Regions from separate parts of the Homo sapiens genome. Here all the other regions are linked to region 1. A link is an interaction called in ENCODE POLR2A ChIA-PET data of the cell type or tissue named here. Cell type or tissue: A673. All regions are shown on one strand.

Region 1 (8,000 bases):
GTGTTTTAGTAGACACGGGGTTTCACCATGTTACCCAGGCTGGTCTCAAACTCCTGAGTTCAGGCAATCTGCTCGTCTTGGCCTCCCAAAGTGCTAGGATTACAGGCGTGAGCCAGTGTGTCAGGACTTTTTTTTTTTTGAGACACAGTTTCACTCTGTCACCCAGGCTGGAGTGCAGCTGCGCCATCTCGGCTCACTGCAACCTTAACCTTCCGGGTTCAAGCGATTCTCCTGCCTCGGCCTCCTGAGTAGCTGGGACTACAGGTGCCCACCACAATGCCCGGCTAATTTTTGTATTTTTAGTAGAGATAGGGTTTCACCATGTTGGCAAGGCTGGTCTCAAACTCCTGACTTCAGGTGATCTGCCTGCCTTGGCCTCCCAAAGTGCTGGGATTACAGGCATGAGCCACCGCACCCAGCCGGTATCTTGTTCAAAGAGGTACACTTTAAGGATAGTTGATCAAGCTGAAAATATACATAGTTTTGGAGGTTGAGGAATTCATTCATTCAACAAACATTCGTTGAGTATGTTTTATGAGCTGGGTCCTAGGACCTGAAAATAAACAGTGAAGAGGCCGGGTGCAGTGGCTCACACCTGTAATCCCAGCACTTTGGGAGGCTGAGGCGGGTGGATCACGAGGTCAGGAGATCGAGACCAACTTGGCTAACACGGTGAAACCCCGTCTGTACTAAAAATACAAAAAATTAGCCGGGTGTGATGGTGGGCGCCTGTGGTCCTAGCTACTGGGGAGGCTGAGGCAGGAGAATGGCGTGAACCCGGGAGGTGGAGCTTGCAGTGAGCCGAGATTGGTGCCACTGCACTCCAGCCTGGGCGACAGAGCGAGACTCTGTCTCAAAATAAATAAATAAATAAATAAATAAATAAATAAAATAGTGAAGAGGACGAACAAGGTTGGTCTCCTCAGACTCCTCAGAGACTTTTCCTTTTTTTTTTTTTTTTTTTTTAACAGAGACAGGGCCTAATTATGTTGCCTAGGCTGTTCTCAAACTTCTGGGCTCTCAAGTGAGCCTCCTGCCTTGGCCTCCTGTAGTGCTGGGATTAGACGGGGAATTTTCCTTTTATTGAGTGGTGTTAGACTGTGGACACGTGAGTAGTCTATTAGTTGTGACAGGTGTTCTGAATGAGAGTTTTGCGTGAGAGTAGAGGTAAACTCACCTGCTCTCAATCTGTAAGGGAGCCATCTCAGAATTTTCTCTCTTCAGGCTGGGGATGAGAGCCAACGTCTTCATTTCAGAACATCTCAGCCGCATCAGGGGGATCGTCACACTCTCTGCCATGAATAGGTGACGCGGGATGAAGAGGAGAGTTTCCTATCAAGGCTGCTGTGTTTTGTTTTTGTTTTGTAGATATGGGGTTTCACCATGTTGCCCAGGCTGGTCTCTAACTCCTGGGCTCAAGGGATCCACCCGCTTTGACCTCCCAAATTGTTGGGATTACAGGTATGAGCCACAGTGCCTGCCTAAGGTTGCTTTCTGTGTGAATCAAGGAGGCATTCAATAAATAGTTGTGGGATTAATGAATGTCATTTCAAGGAGGGTTAAAAGCCATGGACACCATCTGTAAAGGGTATTATAATTTGGTTATCCAGGAAAACAGAAAATTTCAGCAGTTATTTGAGATTTCCAGAAGGGTGAGTAGTTTTGGGATTTGGGGAGAAGGAATTGGGGTGCTGGGTTTCCATTCAACAAGTATGTTTTCCAGCCTGGCCAACACGGCAAAACCTCGTCTCTACTAAAAATACAAATATTACCTGGGTGTGGCGGTGGGTGCCTGTAATCCCAGCTACTTGGGAGGCCGAGGCAGGAGGATCGCTTGAACTCCGGAGGCAAGGCAGAGGTTGCAGTGAGCCAAGGTCGCACCACTGCACTCCATCCTGGGCGACAGAGTGAGACTCCGTCTCAAAAAAATAAAATAATAAAAAAAAAACCACAAGTATTTTTAGAGAACATGCAGGCACTTTGCTAGAGCTATATCCATGAATGAGACAGACCAGGTACTGCCCTCCAGGGCTTACAGTCTGGTGAAGGCACAGGCAACAGTAAGATGATGTGGTAATTACTGGGAGGGGGCAGGAAAGAGAGAGAGCAAAGCAGATTCCAGGAGAAACAGGAGGGAAGAAGGGCTGCGGGAATAGACTGGCATATGCAAAGGTCTAGAGGAGGAAAGAGCAGGTTTAGTCAAAGAACTCAAAATAGTTCAGCACGGTCAGACTTTGGAGTCTGGTGAGGGACAGGATGTACAAGCAAGGGGACTCAATCCATACATTCCAGGCAGGCTTCCCCAAGGCGTTCCCCTTGGGGAAAAGCTAAATTTGCCCAATCCACAGCTAGCTGTCATCGTTCTGGAGCCCAGGAGGTCAACCTCATTTTAATTAAGACACACCATTTATTGAGTCCTGTTATAGAACATTGGCTCATTCAATTGTCGGGTAACTATTTTATTATTATTATTTTTTGAGATGGAGTTTTGCTCTTGTTGCTCAGGCTGGAGTGTAATGGTGTGATTTTGGCTCACCGCAACCTTCACCTCTCGGGTTCAAGCGATTCTCCTGCCTCAGCCTCCCAAGTAGCTGGGATTGCAGGCATGCGCCACCATGCCTGGCTAATTTTGTATTTTCAGTAGAGACGGGGTTTCTCCATGTTAGTCAGGCTTGTCTCGAACTCCCGACCTCAGGTGATCTGCCTGCCTTGGCCTCCCAAAGTGCTGGAATTACAGACATGAGACACCTCGCCCGGCCTATTTTTCTTTTTCTTTCTTTCTTTCTTTCTTTCTTTTTTTGAGACGTAGTCTTGCTGTCACCCAGGCTGGAGTGCAGTAGCACGATCTAGGCTCTGCAACCTCCGCCTCCCAGGTTCAAGCATTTCTCTTGCCTCAGCCTCCCAAGTAGCTGAGATTGCAGGCATGAGCCACCATGCCCAGCTAAGTTTTATGTTTTTAGTAGAGATGGGGCTTCCCCATGTTGGCCAAGTTGGTCTCAAACTCCTGACTTCAGGGGATCTGCCTGCCTCGGCCTCCCAAAGTGCTGGGATTACAGGTGTGAGCCATCGCGCCTTGACCCTCTGGTAACTTTTTTTTTTTTGAGATGGAGTCTCGCTCTGTCACCCAGGCTGGAGTGCAGTGGCGAGATCTCGGCTCACTGCAAGCTCCGCCTCCTGGGTTCACGCCATTCTCCTGCCTCAGCCTCCTGAGTAGCTGGGACTACAGGTGCCAGCCACCACGCCCTGCTAATTTTTTGTAGAGATGGGGTTTCACCGTGTTCGCCAGGATGGTCTCCATCTCCTGACCTTGTGATCCGCCCACCTCAGCCTCCCAAAGTGCTGGGATTACAGGCGTGAGCCACTGCGCCCGGCCTCCTCTGGTAACTTTCATGTGACCCCATTTTACAGATGAGAAAACTGAGACTTAAGTTTGGACACTTTGTCCTAGGTCATGCAGCTGACTACATTTAGGAACTGCGAATGTTCATTTATGTAAATACTTCTGCTTTAGCAGTGCCTCTTCCATGAGGTAATGTGTGTAAAAGCTTTCTTGTAGTAGAGCCATATAAACACGAAGCATTGTTATTCATTTTGCTGGACTTTTGGCTCCATCCAGTTCAGCCTGCAGCATTTAGGGAGTCCAGGAAGGGGTGAGGGCAGTAATTAAAGCCTAAAGGCCCAATGGCCTGTCGGAATTCCCTGTCTATTCTGGTTCCCTCTCCGAGGCACCTCCAGATTTTATCTTCTACCAAATAGAGAGTTTGTTTCTCAGAAGTTGCAGGATGTGGGCGGTTATATAAAAAAAAAAAAAAAAAAAAAAAAAAAAGCAGCATCAACAACTACAAAAACCCCAGCAGCAGCCTAAACACAAAAGAGTCTGAATTTTGAACAAAGGGCAGGGTGAGACCTGAAAGTAAACGCTGACACATCCTCTCCCCAGCTGTGAACTGGGGGTCTGAGGGCTGCAGCAAAGGTCATCTGTCTCTATCTTTAGGCAGGAAATGCAATTCAATCCTCCCAGTGACTGATCACTTCGCAAGATTAATGGAATCATCTCCAACACTGGTCCCTGTTCCAACAGCACAAAAAGTGAATCAACCTTCTCACTTACTCAGCGAGGTCAGCGGATTCCCCGTTCTAAAAGTTCAAAACTTTTCTCCAGGAAATTTGTCCTTGACTATTCCTTTGTGGGGCGAAATCCTGCTTTCTGGGCTAAGACTGAAATGTGGTATTTGAAAGTCCGGGGACTTTTGTAGGCTTTTCATCTGTTACTACTTCAACTTTAAAATAAAATAAATGCAAAAGGCCTGATTTTCCCTGAAAGGGTTAATTGCCAGCCCTCTGAGCCCTCCCTCGGGGATCGTCAACCAATCACAATTGAGTATGATGAAGTAATGCTTAGATTTTTATTTCCATTGGTTAAAGTACTTGTCCATCAATCCAAAGAGGCAATTTTTTTTTTTTTTTTTCTTTTTTTTCTTTTTTGTTTTTTTGAGACAGAGTCTCGCTCTGTTGCCCAGGCTGGAGTGCAGTGGCGCGATCTCGGCTCACCACAACCTCCGCCTCTCGGGTACAAGCGATCTTCCTGCCTCAGCCCCGCTAGTAGCTGTGATTACAGGCACGCGCCACCACGCCCGGTTAATTTTTGTATTTTTAGTAGAGGGGGGGTTTCACCATGTTGGCCAGGCTGGTCTCAAACTTCTGACCTCAGGTGATCCACACGCCTCGGCCTCCCAAAGTGATGGGATTACAGGCGTGAGCCACCGCGCCCGCCCTAAAAAGACAAGTTTTTTAAAGAATCTTTGAACTTTCGTGACTCTTCCTGGCATTAACCCCTTAATTAACTCACCTGTTATATTCAGTGTTCCTTTCAACCCTCACAGTGGAAGAGACAGATTATAAAATGAAGAATTCGCTGGGCGCGGTGGCACACGCCTGTAGTCCCAGCACTTTGGGAGGCCGAGGCGGGTGCATCCACCTGAGGTCTGGAGTTCGAGAGCAGCCTGGCCAACATGGTGAAACCCTGCCTCTACTAAAAACACAAAAATGAGCCAGGCATGGTGGTGGGCACCTGTAATCCCAGCTACTCAGGAGGCTGAGACAGGAGAATAGCTTGTACCCGGCAGGTGGAGGTTGCAGTGAGCCGAGATCGTGGCATTGCACTCCAGCCTGGGCGACAGAGCAAGACTCCGTCTCTAAATAAATAAATAAAATGAAGAATTCTAGAGAGAAACTGAAGTCTTCCCCAAATGGCCAAGGCTTGACAGTCTATATGCATGCATTTTGGTCTTCCTTAGTCTTTTTACTCAATCTACAAAAGACTGAGGAATAAAAAGAAAAGGTCTTTGGAGACCCCAATCACGTTCTTTTTTTTTTTTTCTTTTTTTTTTTTTTTTTGAGATAAAATTTCACTCTTGTCGCCCAGGCTGGAGTACAGTGGTAGAATCTCGGCTCACTGCAACCTCCGCCTCCCAGGTTCACGGGGTTCTCCTGTCTCAGCCTCCTGAAGTAGCTGGGATTACAGGTGCCCGCCACCATGCCGAGCTAATTTTTTTGTATTTTTTTTTTAGTAGAGACAGGGTTTCACCATGTTGGCCAGGCTGGTCTTGAACTCCTGACCTCAGGTGATCCACCCGCCTCGGCCTCCCAAAGTGCTAGGATTATAGGCGTGAGCCACCGCGCCCGGCCTGGAGACCCCAATCACTTTAACAGAAATAGTATGGTCTGTTATCCTCCCAGATTAAGACTATTTCCCAAGTAAGAATATTTGTTTCAGGAGCCTGGCGCATTGGCTCACGCCTGTAATCCCAGCACTTTGGGAGACAGAGGCAGGCGGATTACCTGAGGTCAGGAGTTCGAGATCAGCCTGGCTAATGTGGTGAAACCCTGTCTCTACTAAAAATACAAAATTAGCTGGGCATGGTGGCACACGCCTGTAATCCCAGCTACTCCGGAGGCTGAGGCAGGAGGAGGCTGAGGCAAGAGAATCGCTTGAACCCGGGAGGTGGAGGTTGCAGTGAGCCGGGATCATGTCACTGTAGTCCAACCTGGGCGACAGTGAGTCTCCGTCATAAAAAAAAAAAAAAAAAGAATATTTGTTTTAAATTGCAAAACTCATACAAATATGGCAAATCTCTAACATTTGCCAACACTGGATGCTGGATACACGAGTCTTTATTTATTTTATTAATTTTTTTTGAGAGGGAGTCTCACTCTGTTGCCCAGGCTGAAGTGCAGTGGCACCATCTCGGGTCACTGCAACCTCTGCCTCCTGAGTCAAGCGATTCTCCTGCCTCAGCCTCCTGAGTAGCTGAGATTACAGATGTAACCACACCTGGCCAATTTGTGTATTTTTAGTAGAGACGGGGCTTTGCCATGGTGCCCAGGCTGGTCTCGAACCCCTGACCTCAGGTGATCTGCCTGCCTGAGCCTCCCAAAATGTTAGGATTATACGCGTGAGCCACTGCACTAGGCCCTCTTTATTTATTTTATAACTTTCATTATGTTTGAAATATTTGACAAATGTAAAAGGTCAAAATTGTTGTTAAAGACGCAAATAATATATAAATATAACCCCGTTAAAATTTTCTCCCCTCCTGTGAGGGAATCAAAGGTAGTGGTTTGCCGCGCAATTCCAAGCCTTTCTTTTTTTTTTTTTTGAGATGGAGTCTTGCTCCCGTTGGGCAGGCTGAAGTGCAGTGGCATGATCTCGGCTCATTGCAACTTCTACCTCCCAGGTTCAAGCGATTCTCCTTCCTCAGCCTCTCAAGTAGCTGGGATTACAGGCGAGCGCCACCACGCCCAGCTAATTTTTGTATCTTTAGTAGAGACAGGGTTTCGCCATGTTGGCCAGACTGGTCTCGAACTCCTGACCTCAGGTGATCCATCTGCCTCAGCCTCCCAAAGTGCTAGGATTACAGGAGTGAGCCACCGTGCCCAGTCTCCAAGCCTTTCTTATCTTTTTTTTTTTTTGGTGGGGGGGCACACATATATATATACAAATATTACTATAAATAGCTTGTTTTGACATAAATGGGTCATAATATACACTTTACTCTGTGACTTTTTAAAACCAATCGAATTTTCTATCACAACACTCAGATTTATGTAACACTTAAATAATACTTTTTTTCTTTTTCTTTTCTTTTTTTTTTTTTTTGAGACGAAGTTTCGCTCTTGTTGTCTAGGCCCCTGGGGTGCAATGGTGCGATCTCGGATCACTGCAACCTCTGACTCCCGGGTTCCAGCGATTCTCCTGTCTTAACCTCCCGAGTAGCTGGGATTACAGGCACATGCCGCCACGCCCAACAAATTTTTGGTATTTTTAGTAGAGACGGGGTTTCACCATGTTGGCCAGGCTGGTCTCCAACTCTTGACCTCAGGTGATCCGCCTGCCTCAGCCTCCCAGTGTTGGGATTACAGGCGTGAGCCACCGCGCCCAGCCTAAATAATACTTTAGAATGGCAGTTCTACAGATAGCACGTGGAAAGGGGTCCAAGATTATAGTCAGTGAAAGGCAAGATGAGAGATGGTGTGTATATTTCTTTCTTTCTTTCTTTTTTTTTTTTGAGATGGAGACTTGCTTAGTCACCCATGCTGGAGTGCAGTGGCATGATTTTGGCTCACTGCAATCTCTGCCTCCCGGGTTTAAGCAATTTTCCTGCCTCAGCCTCCTGAGTAGGTGGGATTACAGGCGCGTGTCGCCATGCCTGGCTAATTTTTGTATTTTTAGTAGAGACAGGGTCTCATCATGTTGACCAGGCTGGTCTCCAACTCCTTACCTCAAATGATCTGCCCACCTTGGCCTTCCAAAGTGGTGGGATTACAGGCATGAGCCACAGCACCTGGCTGGTGTGTATATTTCTGTGATACAATAATACAAGAAAATAAGGCTGGGCGCAGTGCCTCAGGCCTGTAATCCCAGCACTTTGGGAGGCTGAGGCGGGCAGATCACCTGAGCTCAGAAGTTCGAGACCAGCCTGGCCAACATGGCAAAACCC
Region 2 (8,000 bases), 100 kb before region 1:
ATATTTTTTTTTTTTTGAGACGGAGTCTTGCTCTGTCATCCAGGCTGAAGTGCAGTGGTGCGATCTCGGCTCACTGCAAGCTCCGCCTCCCAGGTTCGCACCATTCTCCTGCCTCAGCCTCCCAAGTAGCTGGGACTACAGGCGCCCACCACCACGCCTGGCTAATTTTTTATATTTTTAGTAGAGATGGGGTTTCGCCATGTCAGCCAGGATGGTCTCGATCTCCTGACCGCATGATCCACCCGCCTCGGCCTCCCAAAGTGCTGGGATTACAGGCATGAGCCACCGCACCTGGCCTCTTTTTTTCTTTTTTTGAGACAGAATCTCACTCTGTCACCCAGGCTGGAGTGCAGTGGCACGATCTCGGCTCACTGCAACCTCCGCCTCCCAGGTTCAAGTGATTCTTGTGCCTCAGCCTCCTGAATAGCTGGGACTACAGGTGTAAGCCACCATGCCCAGCTAATTTTTGTATCTTTAGTAGAGATGGGGTTTCACCATTTTGGCCAGGATGGTCTCGATCTATTGACCTCGTGATCTGCCCACCTCGGTCTCCCAAAGTGCTGGGAATTACAGGCGTGAGCCACCAGGCCTGGCCTTTTAAAAAATATTTAATTTATTTATTTATTTGAGACAAGGTCTGTCTCTGTCGCCCAGGCTAGAGCACGGTGATGTGATCTCAGTTCACTGTATCCTTGACCTCCCAGGCTCAAGTGATCCTTTTACCTCAACTTCTCGAGTAGCTGGGACTACAAGTGCATGCCACCACACCCGGCTAATTTTTTACATTTTCTGTAGAGATGGCAGTCTCAGTATGTTGACCAGGCTGGTCTCAAAGCGATCCTCCTGTCTTGGCCTCCCAAAGTGCTGGGATTACAGGTGTGAGCTACTGCACCTGGCATATAATTATACATTAATCCCCACTTTCTCACTCTCCAGAAGCAACCACTATTGTGAACTTGGGGTATATCATTCTAGTTCAATTTATGTTCTTTTATATCTCATTATGTTGTGTACTGTTCATCTTGTAAATAAATTGTATACTAATCTATTACATTTAAAACAACAATGTGCTGAGACTTGCTTTTGTCAGCTTTTTTTTACATTTATATTTTCTCACGAAATAAGCATAGAGGAAAGCACAAAAACCATTATGTACAGTTTGTCAAGTAATAGTAAGCTGAACACCTAGGTACATACCACCCAGGTCATGAAATTAATCACTGCCAGAGCCCAGAATCCTGGAACATGCAGACTCTCAGCCTTGGCCTCCTTCTTTCCCCCAGACGTAACCACAGCCTTGCTTTTCTGGTAATTTAGTTGCTTTTCTTTGTAGTTTTACCACTTATATTTATTTTTCCTGGTTTGGATCTTTTATTTTTAAAGTTATGTATGAACATAATTATTTTTATTTATTTATTTATTTATTTTTTGAGATGGAGTCTTGCTCTGTTGCCTAGGCTGGAGTGCAATGGTGCCATCTCAGTTCACTGCAACCTCCACCTCCTGGGTTCAAGTGATTCTCCTGCCTCAGCCTCCTGAGTAGCTGGAATTACAAGCGCATGCCACCACGCCAATTTTTGTATTTTTAGTAGAGACAGGGTTTCACCATGTTGACCAGGCTGGTCTCGAACTCCTGACCTCAGATGATCTGCCCGCCTCAGCCTTCCAAAGTGCTGAGATTATAGGCGTGAGCCACAGCACCTGGCTGAACATAATTATTAATATAAATTATACACACACACACACACACACACACATATATATATACATGTCTATCTGTCTTCCTGTAGTTGGTATTATAGCTCCATATTAGACTCAGCCATTGTTACATGTGACTATAATTCATTCATTTCGCTGCTGTGACATTCTTTTTTTTTTTTTTTCTGTTGCCCTGTCTAGAGTGCCACGGCATAATCACAGCTCAGAGCAGCCTTGATCTCCCGAGCTCAAGCAATCCTTTCAATGCAGCCTCCTGAGGAGCTGAACTACAAGTGTGTGCCATCCTGCCTGGTTGATTTTGTTTTATTTTAGGAGGTGAGATATGGCTGGGCGCCATGGCTCTTGCCTGTAATCCCAGCACTTTGGGAGGCCAAGGCAGGCAAATCACTTGAGGTCACTTGAGTTTGACATCTGCCCAGCCAACATGGTGTAACTCCATCTCTACAAAAAATACAACAAAAAAATTAACCAGGCGTGGTGGCACGCGCTTGTGGTCCCAGCTACTTGGGAGGCTGAGGCAGCAGAATCACTTGAACCCACGAGGTGGAGGCTGCAGTGAGCCAAGATCAGACCACTGTACTCCAGCCTGGGTGACAGACCAAAACTCTGTCTCAAAAAAAAAAAAAAAAAAAGAAAGAAAGAAAAGAAAGAAAGACAGGGTCTTGCTCTGTTGCCCAGGCTGTAGTGCAGTGGCACCATCATGGCTCACTGCAGCCTTGGCCTCCTGGGTTCAAGCCATCCTCCCACCTCAGCCTCCCAAAGCACTGGGATGACAGGCGTGAGCCACAGAACCCAGCCATAGCGCCTAACATCTTGAGTGATGAATGAGATCCACATTATTTGTTACTGTCTCTAGATTAAGGAAAACCAGTTAATTATTTGATTTAGGAACTGGCATGATCCACCCCAAATAATTTACATGATAAGTGTGCCCTGGTGCATGCATCTTTGTCATCTCAGCCACTCTGGAGGCTGAGGCAGGAGGACAGCTTCAGCCCAGGAGTTTGAGGCCAGCCTGGACAACATAGCAAGAGCCTGTGTCTTAAAAACAACAACAACAACAAAAAAAACTAATATGGCGGGGTGCAGTGGCTCATGCCTGTAATCCCAGCACTTTGGGAGGCTGAGGCGGGAGGATCACCTGAGGTCAGGAGTTTGAGACCAGCCTGGCCAACATGGTAAAACCCCGTTTTTACTAAAAATACAAAAAAATTAGCCAGGCATAGTGGTGGGCTCCTGTAATCCCAGCTACTTGGGAGGTTGAGGCAGGAGAATCACTTGAACCCAGGAGGCGGAGGTTGCAGTGAGCGGAGATTGTGCCACTGCACTCTAGCCTGGGCAACAAGAGTGAAACTCCGTTTCAAAAAAAAAAAACAAAAACAAAACAAAAAACGAATATATCATGGCCGGACAGGACGGCTCATGCCTTTGGGAGGATGAAGCGGATGGATCACTTAAGGTCAGGAGTTCAAGACCAGCCTGGCCAACATGGTGAAACCCTGTCTCTACTAAAAATACAAAAATTAGCCGGGTGTGGTGGTGGGCGCCTGTAATCCCAGCTACTTGGGAAGCTAAGGCAGGAGAATTGCTTGAACCCAGGAGGCGGAGGTTGTAGTGAGCCGAGATCGTGCCACTGCACTGCAGCCTGGGCAACAGAGTGAGACTGAAAAAAAAAAAACGCCGGGCATGATGGCTCACACCTGTAATCTCAGTACTTTAGAAGGCTGAAGCGGGCAGATCACCTGAGGTCAGGAGTTCAAGAACAGCCTGGCCAACATAGTGAAACCTTGTCTCTACTAAAAATACAAAAAATTAACCAGGCGTGATGGTGGCGCCTGTAGTCCCAGCTACTTGGGAGGCTGAGGCAGGAGAATCGCTTGAACTCAGGAGGCAGAGGTTGCAGTGAGCCGAGATCGTGCCACTGCACTCCAGCCTGGGCAACAGAGCGAGACTCCAACTCAAAAAAAAAAAAAAAAGTGTCCTAGCAATGTAATTATATCAAAGAATTTAGATGAACGGTAACTCCAAAACTGTAAGTACTTCCCGTGATAGAGCCATGAGGCAATAGAAAGGATGTTTCAAACTTATTAGCATCTTTAAAGGAGCTGCCAAATTCATGTGCTTCTTTCTGGAGAGGGGTTAAATTGAGAAGTGTATTGTATTTCAGTTTGGTTCATTTAACATCTGCCAATGCCAGCATGTTGTCTGGTTAGGGAAATGTTATATATAAGTAATTGCTATAGCATGTGGTTGAGACCGTGTGTCTTCCTGCGGTTTAGGCTTCTCACTGGCATCCTAAAACAATTCCAATCTCCAACCACGGGACTTTGTCTGCTTTGAGCAAGGCAGTAGCCTCAGCACTTAGCGTGGCTCCCGGCACTCAATAAATATGTATCGAGTGGGTGAATATTTAGTGTACTTGTCATTTGCCTGAATGACATCCGATCCCCTCCTTACCCTTCCGCCTGCTCTGCTCCGTTTCCCAAGGTGATGAACACGCAGACTGAGCTTTCCAGCCTTCCTGCTGGGCTCAGTCAATGGAAGGCACTGGTGGGAGGCTGGAAGGCAGGAGGGGAAGCTGGGGTATTTCTGCCCTCTCTTTGTGTTGGGCATCATCTCCAGTAGCATCTTTGGCTGAAATGGCTGCACAGGCTTCATCCAGGTGACTTTTTTTTTTTTTTTTTTTTTTGAGACAGAGTCTTGCTCTGTCGCCCAGGCTGGAGTGCAGTGGTGCAATCTCAGCTCACTGCAAGCTCCGCCTCCCGGGTTCACGCCATTTTCCTGCCTCAGCCTCCTGAGTAGCTGGGACTACAGGTGCCCGCCACCACGCCCGGCTAATTTTGTGTATTTTTAGTAGAGACGGGGTTTCACCATGTTAGCCATGATGGTCTCGATTTCCTAACCTCGTGATCCGCCCGCCTCAGCCTCCCAAAGTGTTGGGATTACAGGCATGAGCCACCGCGCCTGGCCTCATCCAGGTGACTTTTTTGGGGGAGGGGTTGTTTTTGAGACAGGGTCTCGCTCTGTCACCCCAGCTGGAGTGCAGGGGCACAATCACAGCTCACTACAGCCTTCAATTCCTGGGCTCAAGTCACCCTCCCACCTCAGCCTCCTGAGTAGCTGGGACTACAGGCGCATGCCACCATGCCCAGCTAATTTTTGTATCTTTTGTAGAGACACAGTTTCACCATGTTGCTCCAGGCTGGTCTCAAACTCCTGGGCTCAAGAGATCCACTCACCTCAGCCTCCCAAAGTGCTGGAATTACATACATGAGCCACTGTGCCCAGCCACACGTGGTTTTTAAGAGATTTCTGTAGGAGTTGGGATCTTCCACAATTGTGAGATCTGGTTAGACAGTCTCCATAACGCTGGGTCTCTGTGTCTGATGCTGGAGCCTGAAGTCTGCAGGGCAGGCAGCTGAGAACAGAAGATGGATGTAAAGTAGGGAAGAGCAAGAACGATCTGGAACCCATGAGCAAGAGCTGAAATCTACAAGCACAGACTGAAACCTAGGTCAGTCCTCATTGTCCCCAACTTTGATGGCATGGGTGTCCTGCAGGAAACACTGGTGCCCTTAGGCAGGGAGCTGGCTCAGGGGTCACAGCAGCCAAACAAGGATCCAGGGGCAGGTGGACCCACCGCAGGCAGGTAAAGGACAATGTTCAGGAGATGCAGAAGTGGCTGGTGACTCTGCCCCGGCCTTCCAGGCATCAGTAAGAGTATGGCTGCTGCTCTACTTCCACACACCAAATCTCATGCCACAGAAAATTGCCCTTTATGGCCCACCCAACCAGAAAAACATAGAAAAAGGAATTCTGGGAAATGCAATTCAACTAGCCAAGCTAACACATTACCAAGCCAGTGACCATGGTTTCTTGGGATAGCTTGGGGGTGACGTATCAGTGTTCTACCATGAGCAAACCTACCTGCAAGGGCTGAGAGCTGAAGGAAGCTGACAAACCTGGTTTCTCAGAAAGAAACTTTTTTGTTTTTTAGAGACAGAGTCTTGCTCTGTTGCCCAGGCTGGAGTGCAGTGGCACAATCATGGCTCACTGTAGCCTCAGACTTCTGGGCTCAAGCAATGCTCCTGCCTCAGCTTCCTGAGTAGCTGGGACTATAGGTGCACCGCAGCACACTTGGTTAAGGTTTTCCATTTTTTTGTAGCAATGAGGTCTCACCACTTTGTCCAGGTTGCTCTCAAACTCCTGGCCTCAAGCATTCCTCCTGTCTTGGCCTCCCAAAGCACTAGGATTACAGGCGTGAGCCACCCACCCAGTCTCAGAATGAAACATTTAATAGGGATTTTTGAACAAAAGCCATGTCTTGGGTGGCTGTGAGATGATGGATCCCTGCACCGTTAGCCCCCAGACCCAAGGCTTATATACCTAGGGAAAGAGTATATGTGCTTCAGAAGGAATATGTCATCAAGGTTGTTTTGACCCAAGGGCAGGATTTGCAGTAATTACTTGCTCTTCACAGTAGATAACGTAGAAATCTTAGAGGCATTCCGGCAACTGAGATTAATTAGAAGTCCACATGGTGGATAAGCTGGCAAGGTAGAGTTGCTTTAGCCTCCACAATCAGCCAACCTGCAAGTAAAAGGAAATGTAACCAAAAGTGCTTAACCAATAAGGAAAATTTACTATGTCACAGAACAATGGGTCCAATGACCTTACAGTGTTGTGAATGGCTCAGGAATGTCATTAAGGGTCAAGTTCTTTTTCTCTGCCATCTGCAGCAGGTTGGCTGTATTTCTCAGCATGTCACAGCCTCTATCACATCCTCACGTAACTATGTCCACAGCTGGGAAGGGGACTGTTTCTCTCATGAGGCTCTATTTAAGAGCAGGGGGCTGCATACAGTGGCTGATACCTGTAATCCCAGCACTTTGGGAGGCTGAAGCAGGAGGATCGCTTGAGCCCAGGAGTTCAAGGCCAGCCTAGGCAAGATAGCGAGACCCCATCTCTATAAAAATAAAAAATTAGCGGGCATAGTGGCACACGCCTGTGGTCCCACCTACTCAGGAGGCTGAGGCAGGAGGATCGCTTGTCTAAAAAGTCAAGGCTACAGTGAGCTGTGATCGCACCACTGCACTCAAGCCTGGGCAACAGAGGGAGACCATGTCTCAAAAAAAAAAAAAAATTATGAAGAATTTGAAAATGGGCCGGGCGCAAGGGCACACACCTGTAATCCCAGCACTTTGGGAGGCCGAGGGGGGTGGATCAGGTCAGGAAGCCTAAGGTCAGGTGTTCAAGACCAGCCTGGCCAACATGATGAAACCCCATTTCTACTAAAAATTAAAAATTAGCCGGGCATAGTGGCACACGCACGTAATCCCAGCTACTCGGGAGGCTGAGGTGGGAGAATCAGTTGAACCTGGGAGGTGGAGGTTGCAGTGAGCCATGATCACATTACTGAACTCCAGGCTGGGCAACAGAGGGAGACTCCAAAAAAAAAAAAAAAGAATTTTGAAATAGCAACAGGAGGGTATTAACCCAAGCACAAGGCCCTTCTGAATGCAGGGAACATCATATTAACTAGGTGTAGATTTTGAGTCCATTTAAGGGTTTCCATGTTGCTTTTTCATTACTTTTCTATGCTTTTTATGAGGGACATACGAAGCAGTTCATTCTTTTCAAAGCAGGTCCATTCTTGGTTTAGGGCTCTTTTTAAAAATTTTATTATTACCATTTTTTTTTTTGAGACAGAGTTTCGCTCTTGTTGCCCAGGCCAGAGTGCAATGGCTGCAGTGGCGCGATCTCGGCTCACCACAACCTCTGCCTCCTGGGTTCAAGAGATTCTCCTGCCTCAGCCTCCCGAGTAGCTGGGATTACAGGCATGAGCCACCATGCCGGGCTAATTTTGTATTTTTAGTAGAGACAGGGTTTCTCCATGTTGGTCAGGCTTGTCTCCAACTCCCGACCTCGGGTGATCTACCTGCCTCAGCCTCCCAAAGTGCTGGGTTTACAGGCGTGAGCCACCGCGCCCGGCTGATTCTTTTTTTTTTTTTAGACAGAGTTTCACTCTTGTCACCCAGGCTGGAGTGCAATGGTGCAATCTCAGCTCACTGCAACCTCCACCTCCTGGGTTCAAGAGGTTCTCCTGCCTCAGCCTCTCGAGTAGCTAGGATTACAGGCGCCCGCCACCATGCCCAGCTAATTTTTGTATTTTGTTTCGGCAGAGACGGGGTTTCACCATGTTGGCCAGACTGGTCTCGAACTCCTGACCTCAGGTGATCCACCCGCCTCGGCCTCCCAAAGTGCTGGGATTACAGGTGTGA
Region 3 (8,000 bases), 130 kb after region 1:
GAGCGCGGCAGGCCCGCAGCCGGCCCGGGCAGGGGGCGTGTGCGGCCGAGCGAGCGCACTGGGGGCCATCGGGCACCGCGGGGACAATGTGGGCCGCCGGGCCTCGCCGTCGGGCGGGCCTGCCGGGCGCCGGCCACGGCCCGGGGCAAGTTGCCGGCGGCCGCGGGGCGCGCCGCGCCCTCCCCCGGCGCCCTCGCCCGCGGCCCACGCGCGTGCCGGCTGCCCCGGGAGCACCCGGACCCCGCGGGCGCCGGCACCTCCTGCCTCTGCGTTCGCAAAGTTGTGCCAGGACCCTCGGCTTCGGGGCTGGAGCGCTCCCGGGGCCCGTGGGCCCGACGGCCCGAGCTTTTGTCTGGGCGCCGCGCGCCCGCCGCCCGCCGTGGGCAGACGGAGACAGGAAGGGGTGCGAGCCGCGGGCCGGCGCGGGCCACCCGGAACCCGGGCGAATCCGCACGGCGGCAGCGGCGGCGGCGGCGGAGGAAGCCGCGACCCCAGATGGCAGGAGTTGGCCTCGGTGGATTCAGAAGGAAAAGCAACCTCTCTCGGGACCAGGGGGAGAAATCTGTGTGTAAAACAAAGCCCTGGGTGTGTTTACGGCGTGAATTTACTCCGGGAAGGTTCGTGTTTAGGAAGAAGGCGAAAAAAGTTGAGGTTTTACGAAGTATAATCTGCAAAATAATACTTGGAACAGGACGCAGGCCAGGTAGACCTGTCCGAGGAATTAAGAATGGGATGGATTGAGTTAGCATGTGGCATTGGACGGACTTGGGTGCATAAAACGCTTATTTATAATCCTGGTGGGATAAAGGTGTTGTGGAATGACCCAGCCAAAATGTGGTAACTTTTTTTTTTTTTCATCATTAGGTGCAATTGAGGAAGTGCTCTATAGGCTGCGCTTAAATCGTATTATACGTAGTATTAAGTGGTTTTACCTAACAGGCAGTTGATTTTTATTTTCTCAGCTTTGTTGGAGAATTTTCAGGCACGTGTGCGTTTTGAGGTGTTAGGAATCTCACGGCTCTTTCGGATTGGATTAACCCAGGGACGATTCAAGTGCTTTTGGCTTGAACTTTTATTAAGTCAGTAGCCCTACGTGTGAATGGCTCTCAAAGTCTTGTTCCATAGATCACACTTCAATTCCTGCTTTGAACATTTTCATTTCAGTTTGGAGTCTACTTAATCCTGCGACAGTTTGCCATTTCTGGGGCATTTGGTCATTCATTCGTAGGATGTCAGTATTCTGTGTCAGCTGGGCTTTGATGTCTCCACTGAGCTTTGGTGTTTCAGGATTGGGGTTCCTGTTAGCTGATTTTTGTTTGTTTTTTAAATTTGGTCATACCCTATGGCCTGTAGATACAATCTTTGACACTGCAAGACTTATTGTGTCTCTGGGCTTAAAAACATGTTTTCGGGTCCTGCCACTCCTGAGAGAAACTTCTGTTAAGAGAGGACCTGTAGGCCGTGCGCGGTGGCTCACACCTGTAATCCCAGCACTTTGGGAGGCCAACGCGGGTGGATCACTTGAGCTCAGGAGTTCGAGACCAGCCTGGCCAACATGGTGAAACCCTGTCTCTACTAAAAATACAAAAGTGAGCCCGGCGTGGTGGCCGGTGCCTTTAATCCCAGCTAATCAGGAGGCTGAGGCAGGAGAATCGCTTGAACCCAGGAGGCGGAGGTTGCGGTTGCAATGAGCCGAGATCGTGCCACTGCACTCCAGCCTGAGCGACGAGAGTGAGACTCTGTCTCAAAAAAACAAAAACAAAAACAAAAACAAACAAACCTGTATTCACTGTAGCCAAATTTTTTCTTCCTCCTTCTCACATTGGTCAAGCCGATTGTGGCACTTGTGGAGTCCTTAGCAACGACTTGAGGTTGTATTGTTAACTTTAAGATGATTTTTTTTTCCCACTCAGTGCACTGAGGGAGACGACATCTAAGCCAGGGCAGTGGGGGGCAGGCTTGTCTCGTAGTCCCAACAGAGAAGGTGTTTGTCAGCTAAGGTACCCCGTAGTTGGGGGACACTCTCCTTGCCTCCCTGCATGCTTTCCTCAACAGTTTTCTCAGCCTGAGCCTGAGAAGAGTGGCTTCCTCTGAGGACCTCGAAAGCATTTGCATCTTCCAAAGCACAGCGAGGGTCTCTGGAGTCTCCAGCTTGCAGGCTCCAGACCCAGCTCTTCTCGAAGTTTCTCTGTACCTCTGTCCCACCCTGCTGAATGGGTTTGGCACCAAAGGAGAAGATCCTTCATGAGGAGAGGTTGCCAAGTCCTGGAGTGTGGATGAACAAGTAGACTTGCCCACCTGCTGGATGAAAGGACCCGTCGGAGGGAGGCCCTGGTGGGAGGCTGCTGCTGCCCCGTCCATCTCTGTAGTTGGTGTAGCCCTCACGCCCACCCCATCAGAGTTTTGGCTGCTCCACCTTCCGAGCCTGTGTACTTCTCATCCCCACCTGAGACCTGTCGTGCTGCGCTGGCCTGTCTGCCCCATGCCTTCCCTCAGCAGCCTGGGTTTCCCCAAGTGTCACAGCCTGTGGGACAGGAGACAGGGGATGGGCCCGCGGTGAGCGAGCCATGTTGGCGGGAGACCCCTTGTGTGCTCTTTGCCGGTGTGCACCCTTGGCGGGAACTTCTCCCACAGACTTCATTTGCTTCTCTAGTACAAAATGTGTCAGAAAATTCTTCAGCTTGCTTTCCAAGTTGAAGAGGTGTCTCCTAAAGGAGGGCTTTTAGAAGAATTCTTGTTCCATCTTGTTTTTTGTTTTGAGTCAGGGTCCTGCTCTGTCACGCAGGCTGGAGTACAGTGATATGATTATAACTCATTGCAGTCTTGAACTCCTGGGCTCAAGCGATCCTCCTGCCTCAGCCTCCTGAGTAGCCAGGACTACAGGCACGCATCACCACACTCAGCTACTAATTTTTTTATTTTTTATTTATATAGAGATGGGGTCTTGATATGTTGCCCAGGCTGGTCTTGAACTTCTGGCCTCAATGATCCTCCTGTCTTGGCTTTCCAAAGTGTTGGGATTACAGGCATGAGCCACTGCGCCTGGCCAGTTTTTTTTTTTCTCTTGATGTGAAAACAGCTTCTATTATTTTTTCTATAAAAATGACTACAGGCTGGGTACAGTGGCTCATGCCGGTTATCCCAGCACTTATGGGAGGCTGAGGCAGGTGGATGGCTTGAGCTCGGGTGTTTGGGACCAGCCTGGGCAACATGGTGAAATCCCATCTACAAAAAAGTACAAAAATTAGCCAGGTATGGTGTCATGCACCTGTAGTCCCAGCTACTCGGAGGCTGAGGTGGGAGAATTGCTTGAGCGCAGGAGTTCGAAGCTGCAGTGAGTAGTGATGGCCCCATTGCATTCCAGCTTGGGTGACAGAGTAAGACCCTTTCTCAAAAAAATTTTTTTAAATAAAAATAAAAATGGCTACAGCTTGTTGAAAAAATCAGGAAATTATGGAGAAGAAAATCTCTCAGAAATTTATGTGGTCATAGAACCATTGTTACCAATTATAGCTATTTTATTTTACTTTAAGTTCTCGGATACATGTGCAGAACGTGCAGGCTTGTTATATAGGTATACATGTGGCATGGTGGTTTGCTGTACCTATCAACCCATCATCTAGGTTTTAAGCCCCACATGCATTAGGTATTTGTCTTAGTGCTTTTTTTTTTTTTGAGACGGAGTCTCGCTCTGTTGTCCAGGCTGGAGTGCAGTGACGCGATCTCAGCTCACTGCAATCTCTGCTTCCTGGGTTCAAGCGATTTTTCCTGCCTCAGCCTCCTGAGTGGCTAGGACTACAGGTGTGCGCCACCATGGCTGGCTAATTTTTGTATTTTTAGTAGAGACGGGGTTTCACCATGTTGGTCAGGCTGGTCTCGAACTCCTGACCTTGTGATCCACCCGCCTTGGCCTCCCAAAGTGCTGGGATTATAGGCGTGAGCCACCACGCCTGGCCTCTTTTTTTTTTTTTTTTGCTGAGGCAGGGTCTCACTTTGTTGCACAGGCTGGAGTGCAGAGGTGCCATCACACCTGGCTAATTTTTGTGTTTTTTGTAGAGATGCAATTTTGCTGTGTTGCCCAGGCTGGGCTCGAACTCCTGGGCTCAAACGATCTGCTGCCTCAGCCTCCCAAAGTGCTGGCATTACAGGTGTGAGCTACCACACCTGGCCTATAGCTTCTTAAACAGTGAAATTTTGCCAGCCGGGCGCGGTGGCTCACGCCTGAAATCCCAACACTTTGGGAGGCTGAGACGGGCGAATCACAAGGTCAGGAGTTTGAGACCAGCCTGGCCAACATGGTGAAACCCCGTCTCTACTAAAAATACAAAAAATTAGCTGGGCATGGGGCAGATGCCTGTAATCCCAGCTACTAGGGAGGCTGAGGTAAGAGAATCGCTTGAACCTGGGAGGCAGAGGTTGCAGTGAGCTGAGATTGTGCCACTGCACTCTAGCCCAGGCAACAGTACGAGACTCCGTCTCAAAAAAAAAAAAAAAGTGAAATTTTAAGACAGGGGCCTCTGATCCTTCTTGAAAATGTATGCAAAAGTTTTGTTACTTTGTGCCTATATACATTTTTGGAGGAAGAGGTCTTTAGCTTTCCTCAGATTCTTCAGAGGTCCTCCCATCCCCTGGGCTTTCTGGTAGTTCTTGTGTTTTTAGTCTCTTGCTCCTTACTCTCTCTATATTAAAAAACCCAGAGCCTGGAGTCTACAGGCGTGTGTTAAGGGGCCTGCAACACTCTGGTAAAATCCAGCTTTTCCTGGGCTGTCCATTATGCTTGCAGATTTGAGGACAGGAATAATACTGAGATAAATACAGCTGTGTCGTGCGATACAGTACAACATTAGCATGCACAAAGAAATCGGGGGGCCTGTGGCCTTCCCTTGTGGGGCTGTCCGTGTAATGTTATTTGGAGTACTTTGGCAGAAAACTTGGGACTGTCTTAATTGTAAAAACATATAGCTACATTTTACTGTTTTTCTCACTTCTCTTGACAGTTGAAACTTGTAACTGCTCCCTTCTTGAAACTTGCCTGGCTCTTGTGATGCCACAGCCTCCTACTGCTTGTCTGGCCTTTCTGGCCATTTCTCAGCAGGTTGGTTTTCCTCACCTGCCGGTTGAATGTTTTCAGTCTTGAAGGGACTGTTGGAGTTCTCTTTTCACTCTTCCATTCCCCCTGGACATCCTCACGGACTTAACTAGTTTGAGCACCTATGCAGTGTCGGTTCCCAGGTGTGTACCTTAGCTCTGGTTCCACCTGCTTGCTGGGCAACACCTTCCTTGGCTGTCCCATGGGCCCCTTGGATTCCGCATGCCCACAGCAGTCCTTGTTTCTTCCCCTCTCCCGAGCCCCCTTGTTCTTCTGTTGCTCAAGTCGGAAACCTCAAAGTCCTCCAGAAGTCTGCTTGCATACCCCATGTTCAGCCAATCACCGGGTCTTCTAAAACTGGGTCTGCTTCTAGAGCATCTCCTGAATCATCCCCTCCTCTTCATTCCTTCCATTCCTTCTGCTCCTGCCTTCATCATCTTCAGCTGATCTCCCTGTCTTTTGTCTTGCCCACTGCCCCAAAAATATCCACTCCCCTCACTGTTGCCAGAATACAGTCATGTTGTGAAGCCTTTAACTTACTGTGATGGGTCCAGTTCCCTACTGTGGTAGATGAGGCCCTGCAGGATGAGGCTCCAGCCACTTCAGAGCTGTTTTCCAGCAGCTGTGTCGAGCTATTTGCAGTTCCTTGAATGTGTCACGCAGTTTCACATCTCTCTCTTGTTCTTCCTTCTGCCTAGAATATCCACTTCGTAACCCCACTCCCACCCCTGGCACGCAGGGTCCTGTTCTCCCTCTAAGACCCACCTTAGTCACCACCTCCTATGTTCTGGGGCGCTTTTTCCAGCCTCCCTTATCCATGATATGAGGCATCTCTTCTGGGTTAGCATGCCAGGGTCCAGGCTTTAGAGCCACTGCCTGGGTCTGTATCTCAGCTTTCTCATTCATTGATAGTATGACATCGGGCGGATGACTTAACTGTGCCATGTCTCAGTTTCCTCACTTGTAGATGGAGATAATAGTAATTCCTTCCTCATAGATTATTGATACAGAGTGTGGTGGTTCACGCCGGTAATCCTAAAGCTTTGGGAGCCTGAGGTGGTAGGATTGCTTGAGGCTAGGAGTCCAAGACCAGCCTGGGTTACATAGCAAGACCCCATCCCTACCAGAAAAACAAAAAAGATTGTTGATACAGATATTGATGAATGACTAGCACTTAAGTAAGTGTTACCTTTTGGCCAGGTTCGATGGCTCACACCTGTAATCCTAGCACTTTGGGAGGCCAAGTCGGTCGGGTCACTTGAACCCAGAAGATCGAGACCAGCCTGTGTGACATAGTGGGACTCCGTCGCTCAAAAAAAAGAAAAAGAAAATAAAAATTAGCTGGTGTGGTGGCACATGCCTGTATCTCGGCTACTAAGGAGGCTGACGTGGGAGGATCACCTGAGCCCTGGGAAGTCGAGGCTGCGGTTAGCTGAGATCACGCCACTGCACTCCAGCCTGGGTGACAGAGCGAGACCCTGTCTCAAAAACAGCTCTGCCACTGGAGTGCAGGGGCACGATCTTGGCTTACTGGAACCTCCACCTCCTGGTTTAAGTGATTCTCCTGCCTCAACCTAGATGTTAGTTTTTAATGTCATCATAATGATGTTGCATTGCATTTATGTGGTTGCATGTCTTTCTTTTTCCAGAGTGTAATGCCTTTCAGACTAGGGGACACATTTTACTCATTTCTGTAGTTCTAGCACTTAGCATCAAATCAGATACATAATTCACAGCCAGGAAACACTTGGGTTGGTGGATTTGTGAATTAGGGGGTTAATGAATGAGTCTCCAGTGCAAATTACATACTTTATTAGTTAGTGATGTTAAGCATCTTTTCATGTGCTTACTGGCCATTTGTAGATCTTTTTTGGAGAAATAGCTATTTAAATCCTTTGCCCATTTAAAAATTACCTATTCATCTCTTTATTATTGAGTTGTCGGAGTTCTTTGTATATTCTAAGTACTAACTGCTTGCTAGATACATGATTTACAAATATTTTCTCCCATTCTGTGGGCCTTTGCACATGATAGTGCCCTTTAAAGCACCAAAGTTTTTTTTTTTTTTTCTGAGATGGAGTTTCACTCTTGTTGCCCAGGCTGGAGTGCAATGGTGTGATCTTGGCTCACTGCAACCTCTGCCTCCTGGGTTCAAGCGATTCTCTTGCCTCAGCCTCCTGAGTAGCTGGGATTACAGGCATGTGCAACCACACCTGGCTAATTTTGTATTTTTAGTAGAGATGGGGTTTCTCCATGCTTGTGAGGCTGGTCTCCAACTCCCAACCTCAGGTGATCCTCCCGCCTTGGCCTCCCAAACTGCTGGGATCACAGGCGTGAGCCACCATGCCCAGCAAAAGTTTTTAATTTTGATGAAGTCGAATTTATCTTTTTTTTGACACCTGTGCTTTTGGTGTCATATCAGAGAAACCCTTGCCTAATTCAAAGTCATAAAGATTTACACTTGTGTTTTCTTCTAAGAGGTTTATAATTTTAGCTGTGTGTTTAGGTCTTTGATCCATTTTTGAGTTAATTTGTATATGTGGTGTGAGGTAGGGGTCTATCTTTGTTCTTTTGCTTGTGGATAGCTATTCGTCCCAGCACCATACGTTGAAAAGACCATTCTTTACCCAACTGAATTGCCTTGGCATCCTTATTAAAAATCATTTGGTCAAAATATGACTTTATTTCTGGACTCTCAATTCTGTTTCATTGATCTATAGGTCTGTCTTTATGCCACTACCATCACAGCCTTGTTTATTGTAGCTTTGTAGTGAGTTTTGAAATCAGAAAGTGTGTGTCTTTTTTTTTTTTTTTTTTGAGGCAGAGTCTCGCTCTGTTGCCAGGCTGGAGTGCAGTGGTGTGATCTTGGCTCACTACAACCTCTGCCTCCCGGGTTCAAGTGAATCTCCTG

The links. Peaks named below come from ENCODE experiments on the same cell type or tissue, not always from the same donor. Only the 100,000 strongest peaks of a DNase experiment are listed, where the experiment ranks them.
Region 2: POLR2A ChIA-PET joins it to region 1 with 14 read pairs; 15 of 35 experiments call an interaction of 5 or more read pairs at or near these places.
Region 3: POLR2A ChIA-PET joins it to region 1 with 15 read pairs; 8 of 35 experiments call an interaction of 5 or more read pairs at or near these places.

Annotation. Positions count from the first base shown.
Region 1 is chr12:121,586,725-121,594,724 of GRCh38, reverse strand. It overlaps KDM2B-DT (KDM2B divergent transcript), which reads right to left. Exons shown (of 4, transcript NR_183427.1): 2 at 1,178-1,292. Among named protein-coding and RNA genes, the nearest start is that of KDM2B, 9.7 kb to the right of the region's middle. RefSeq lists enhancers at 2,136-2,951, 2,952-3,767. In A673, no CTCF peak of the experiment used is centred here; a DNase peak (open chromatin) is centred at 4,364.
Region 2 is chr12:121,687,377-121,695,376 of GRCh38, reverse strand. It overlaps LOC105370034 (a long non-coding RNA gene), which reads right to left. Exons shown (of 3, transcript XR_001749356.2): 2 at 6,106-6,309; 3 at 4,675-5,137. Among named protein-coding and RNA genes, the nearest start is that of TMEM120B, 21 kb to the left of the region's middle. RefSeq lists an enhancer at 7,423-8,000. In A673, no CTCF peak of the experiment used is centred here; a DNase peak (open chromatin) is centred at 4,006; H3K4me3 peaks cover 187 bases; H3K27ac peaks cover 383 bases.
Region 3 is chr12:121,458,991-121,466,990 of GRCh38, reverse strand. All of the region lies in intron 12 of KDM2B (lysine demethylase 2B), which reads left to right. Among named protein-coding and RNA genes, the nearest start is that of MIR7107, 19 kb to the right of the region's middle. RefSeq lists a silencer at 275-324. In A673, no CTCF peak of the experiment used is centred here; no DNase peak of the experiment used is centred here; H3K4me3 peaks cover 1,168 bases; H3K27ac peaks cover 573 bases.